2 separate regions of the Homo sapiens genome follow, and region 2 is linked to region 1. The links are chromatin loops, found by intact Hi-C in ENCODE. Cell type or tissue: mammary epithelial cell. All regions are shown on one strand. Links, peaks and the distances in the headings refer to the core of each region. The heading gives the core; the rest is flanking DNA. Region 1 has its middle 140 kb from the start of DLX6. Region 2 has its middle 110 kb from the start of SEM1.

Region 1 (2,926 bases), core at 104-2,603:
ACAACTTTGCTCTTTATTGTTAAAGCAACTGAATAATGGTGCACCTCATTATAAATAGTCTTTGATAGAACATTCAGAAGGAACAAAGGAGTCAGCACTTACATTTCCTGCAAGCAAAAAAAGAAATCTGCCTTCATGAAATTAGGTTACCTGACTATGCTTAAAGCAGGGGCATTCTCTGCTACAGATATTTTTTTAACTGGTAGATTAATTCATCCATAATCCCAAGTTTATTTACATTGAGATCAATTAAACGTACAATCAGGTTTAGATGTTTCTCCTTTATCAACAATAGAAAGAAATTATTTATTCTTGAAATTTGTAATCGAAGAGATTAATACACAGAATGAGGTTGGGATAAACTAGAAACAAAATTGCCAGAAAGCTGATTGATACATAGTCTGCTAGGCTTAAGCCAATTCTATTATTATTGGATTCCAAACAGCATTACTAGCTTACCTACGCAGGTGACTAGTGAACTAAAGAATGAACATGGAAAGTCAGCAAATTATAATACATATATATTTCTTCAGAAGAAGTATGATTCTTAGGTAACCACTAACTTCCTTGCAAAGGACAGCTAAATTCTTCTCATCCCTCTAGCTAGGCTCAAGGTCTCAGAGTGACATTAACTCTCTTTTGTATTATTCTTGGGATCTACAATTTTCCTTACCCAGTAAAACATTACTTGTGGATGGCATATTAGTAAATGGCTTCGTAAACACCCTCTAAATTTCTGGAAGTCCGTTTTTTATTGTTCTAGTCTTTCTGCCATGATTGCTGCTGTTACCCTTTTCTTCCTATTGTACTTTGTGCTGGGTTTGGACTCCCATACACATCTTACCCACTGATTAATGTTCACTGACTTTGTGTGTAAGAGCCATAGCTCTATATTTAGAAAGAGCTGATGCACATCTTTCCCATTGAATATGTGTGTGACCTAAGAAAATTGCATATGTGCCTTTAAGCAACAGTTTTCTCATTTGCAAAATGGGAATAATAATATTATATATTTACTTTTTCATGCCCTAACTCATATTTGCTCATCTTCTGTGGATAATGTCTCTATGATACTAAAAACTTTCCAGCCTAAAAATTCACAGTGCAAGGGCTTGGTTACATACCCATAACCATCCTATTAAGTACTTTTTAAATGGAAGCATTCACAACCACTGTTACATTCTACGTGGTGTATTATCATTAAGTAGCTTCTCCTCTATTTTCACCTTGGTTTTCATTGTTTTCAGGACAGTTTGGAAAAATAAAGGTCTGGTGAGGATGGGGCATATCCAGCTACATTTTAACCAAAGCAGGGAGAAATGGGAGACAAAGCGCAGACTGTTGTCATTGAGGGAAGGGCAGTATCAGGAATTAGATCTCACTGGGAGGCCCCAGCAAGCCTAAGAGAGAGGAGCATGTGAAGTAGAGAGAGGATACCACATAGCAGGAGAAGGAGAGGATGTCCACCCAAGCCTTGTTTTCCTACTAATTTTACCAAAGGCTAGTCCTGACATGAGTAGCAAAACAGCACCAGTAACAATAACAGCAACAGCTGTTTGTTGAGCAAGGGTTGTATTGCTCAACATAACGTGGATTTTTATGGATCGAGTGCTTTATATGGATTATGTTATTTAGTTCTCACCACAGTTCCATGATGTAAGTAATATTATTTTACAGATAAGGATGTTGACAGTAAGGGATGTAAACTACTTGTTCATGTCACACTGCTAATAAATAGTGGCCAGTTGGGGATTTGAAAGCAAGGGAGTCTAATGATAGACTGGATAATTAGTTGCTTTTGCCATAAAATTTTAAATTTCAAAGATTCTATCCTTTTGTCCATAATATATGGCCTCATTTGTCTGCCCATATATCCTGATTTAAGATTCTGAAAATGTAGTCAATATAAGGTTCTGATAAATCAAGGACATAAGCTTCCTGTGCTTTCGCAAGCTTATTTCACAAGAAAGATATACCAACATCCTACATCAAGGCACAGCAACACGTGAAGACCTAGACTGTGATAAAAGAAAAGTCAGCCTCATTCCATTTCCCCCAAAAAGATGGACTGAATTTTCATAGAAAACCATCCAGTACAGAACAAGCAAATAAGCTGAATAAAATATGTAATAATTATCAAATCTGTAGCAAAAGTGAGAAAGGGATCCCTTCCCTCAAGGGCCAGAGAAGAGAAAACAAAACTCTACAGTGGTAAGCAAGCACTGGAGGCAATTTTTGACATATAGGTACATGCTGAAGCTTGCTAGTGAGAGCTGAGTTCCACAACCAGTGTGAGGATTGCATCAGCCCTTGGGGTGATCAGCTGGGCCTGGGGCAATCAAGGCTTCCACCTGGCTAATTACCTTTGCCCAAACACAGCTTCTCTCAGGGCCCTGAGGAGGACTGCTCAGGCAGAATGGTGGTGGTCCCACAGTTCTTGAGGAGGGTGAGCCCTATTAATGTCATCATGCCCTGTCCACTGCCTAAACTCACTGAGTGCAGCCCAGCAGGAACTCCACAACCTGAACATCCACTCCAGCAGCCAACTGCAGACTGACCATTGTGGATAACAATCAGCCTGTGGAGTCGATGGAGGAGATCATAAGCTTGTTGCCCAAGGAACATGGCATGTGTCTTCATCCATGTGTGTTGCTATAAAGGAATACCTGAGGCTGGGTAATTTAGAAAGAAAAGTGGTTTATTTGGTCTATGATTCTGGATAGATCAGGCATCTACATCCTGTGAGGGCCTCAGGCTGCTTCCACCCAGCAGACAATGAAGGGAAGCCAGTTTGTACAGAGATCACATGGCAACAGAAACAAGAGAAAGGAAGAAGGTGCCAAGCTCTTTTTAACAACCAGCTCTCACAGGAACTAATAGAGCAAGAACTCACTCATTACCAGGAGGTTGGCAGGAAGCTATTCAT
Region 2 (2,926 bases), core at 193-2,692, 270 kb before region 1:
AATTTAATGAACATTTCCCCAAATTTAACAGAATTCTAAAAATTTTTAGAATTTACATGAAGCTTCTATATCATGAAGCTGAAAGGAACTTTTCTCAAACTAGGTAATATTTTTTTTAATCAATGATGCTAAATAAAGTCTGAATCATCTTTCTTTTCTCTATATAAAAATAGTTAGGCCGGGCACAGGGGCTCACACCTGTAATCCCAGCACTTTAGGAGGCCAAAGTGGAAGGATCACTTGAGCCCAGGCATTTGAGACCAGTGTGGGCAACATGGCAAAACCCCATCTCTACAAAAACTTAAAAAACTGTCCAGCATGGTGGTGTGCACATGTAGTCCCAGCTAATTGGGAGGCTGAGGTGGGAGGATGACTTGAGCCCAGGAGGTCAAGGTTGTGGTGAGCCATGACTGCGTCACTGCACTCCAGACAGAGTGAGACCCCATCTCACAAAAACACAAAACAAACAAACAAACCATTGTCATATGAAAAGGCAATCAAAGACTCTGTTGTCCCCAAAGTAAGAACAACAGCATTATAGGAAAGTTGGGAAGTTAATTTCTAAAAGTCATGTTATTCTTCTTTGTTTTGTTTTTCGATTTTTAGATTTTTTTTTTAGGGCCAGATGTTTATAGATTTTCAGCTTTTAAAAAATTGTTTCTTATTCCAAATATTCATTTCTGTGCTTAATTTTATATTCATAAGTGTTCTATTCTGTTTGTTAAAGAAGACTTTCCCCCTAACTTGTAATGAGCTTCAGACTCATCATAACCTGAAGTGAACGCTGAGGTTGTCCAAACTCATAAAACTCGGTTGCATCCATGTTCATTTACACCAAGAAGGTGCTTATGGCCAACAAAGAGGTGTGTAGCCCTGTTACACACCTCTTCGATCAAAGAATAGAGCAAGCTATGCAGCCTTTGCAGGCATAGGGTGGAGGGGAGGGAGTTGGGAAGGATTCATGCAGAAACTGTTCATAGGATGCAGTGGACTTTGGAAATTCTTTGCAAACAGGTAAAGTAAGTTTCCTAAGCAGTATGTTAGGTCTCTAAGTGGTGCTTAAACATATCACAAAGGTAGCAGATGAAGGATCAGATTGTTAGGGAACAACTTGCTTGTAAAACCCAAAGAGCAGTGGTTGATCTGATAACTGGCGGATTCTTAATAGCTCAACACAAATAAACCACTTGTAAATGCCCCTGGGCTGGCCTGCCTTACAACCCTTTTCACATGGCAGTAATATATGGCCAGTAATTACCATAATGAGCCACCAGAAGGCATCTATTTGTTAGCCCTGGAAGAGCTTGCATCTGGCTTTTAGGTGTGAAGCAAGGAGAAGCAAATGACAAGAAGCATTTGAATATACATTTCCTCTGGGCAGCTACTTATTTGAACAGCTGCTTATGAGGCACACAGCACCATTAAGTCGGTCCAATTCAGGAGGCCGTGTGCATCTTGATTTCTATTTTTTTCTTTGAAGTATAGGACCAGCCTATTTTCTCCCCGGGTAATAATTTCTCCAAATTAAAAGTGGTTACCCGACTTAAAACCTGTGACAAGTCTATTGTGTTGACCTCTACAGCTGGGAGAGTGTGGAGGTTGCCAGGGAAATGGGCTCTAGAAACACATGGAACACACTCAGAAGTCACGTGCTAAATTGTTTGGTTTTAGATTAAGTTTCACTGGAAAAATGATCCAGAGCTTTCTTTCTCTCTCTTTTTTGTCTTTGTCAAAACAAAGACTGTATAACAAAGGCAACATTTTTTAGCCATCTGCTGAAAATACAAAAATATTTTCATCAAAATAACAAATTGGTGGTTTGTTGTGTCAGCTTGTACATTTAATAATTCCAATGATAAGCATTCCCCAGATATCAGAGGCAAATATGCCATCTGAAAAAAGAAAGGAATCTAGGTACATAAGAAATGAGCTATAAAATTACACTGAAGCTGGTATTGTAACAGGAGAATGGGGAGTGTTTTGAGGGGAAACTAACATAGAAATGGACAGGAGGTGAAAGGCTTTGAATCCTTGTAATGCTATGGCTAGGAATCAAACTAAAGTGTTTTCTCCTTTGCCACTGAGCATACTGTCATAGTCAGGGCCGGATTATTCAATGCCTTAACCATCTCTGCTTACGAAAAGATATTAGAAATGCTGTATATGTCTTGAACTATTAGGAGTATACGTGAAATAATGCATCTAAAACACTCAGGAGCATAAAACAAAGGTCCCTGGCATTTCTTACTGACCCAAAGTTTACCTTAGATAAAGAGATTTATATGGAACTTGGAAGAGGCATATCAGAAGTTTGCCTTGACATTCGTGGATCACTGAGCATTCCAAATGCCCTTAAGAAGATTATCAGGTGGTTGTGTTTTCTGAAGTTTCCTGATCTCTCCTTTTACCTAGTGGTCAAACTGTAGGCATTTGGTAGCTTATCCTTGAGATATTAGCAAGACACAAGATGACAGGGTTTGCACATAAAATACAGGTCACTATTATATATTCTTCCCATAGATTCATCAGCTTGCAATTTTTTTGGACTCCTGCACTTTATTTATGTTTTGGTTTAGTGAAGAACTTTACAATTATATATAAATTTCTCATATAGTATATATGATATATATATATATATATACACACACACACACCACATACACATGCACACACACATAGTCACATGGTTAAAGGATCTAAAACTGTATACAGTAAAATGCCTCCTCACTCTTGTACCCAATCCACCTAGTTATCTTCTGCCCATTGTTCATGCCCTAAATATTGTTATTGGTTTCGTGTGTGTTTTTCTTATATTTCTTTTTGTACATCCAAGTAAACAAACACATATATATAGTTCTCACCTACTTTAATGCAAAAGTCAATATGCTCTGCATGCTGTTTTGCATCTTACTTTGTCACTAAACAT

The links. Hi-C counts contacts between places; a loop is a spot of excess contacts. Peaks named below come from ENCODE experiments on the same cell type or tissue, not always from the same donor. Only the 100,000 strongest peaks of a DNase experiment are listed, where the experiment ranks them.
Region 2: a loop joins it to region 1, with 5 times the contacts of the local background. A loop is called at or near these places in 1 of 110 quality-filtered maps.

The regions. Positions count from the first base shown.
Region 1 is chr7:96,868,846-96,871,771 of GRCh38, forward strand. No RefSeq gene overlaps it. Among named protein-coding and RNA genes, the nearest start is that of DLX6, 140 kb to the right of the region's middle. In mammary epithelial cell, for the core only: no CTCF peak of the experiment used is centred there; DNase peaks (open chromatin) are centred at 1,536 and 2,286; H3K27ac peaks cover 537 bases.
Region 2 is chr7:96,595,055-96,597,980 of GRCh38, forward strand. It overlaps a transcript of SEM1 not described here. Among named protein-coding and RNA genes, the nearest start is that of SEM1, 110 kb to the right of the region's middle. RefSeq lists an enhancer at 1,070-1,986. In mammary epithelial cell, for the core only: a CTCF peak has its summit at 1,277 (motif pointing right); no DNase peak of the experiment used is centred there.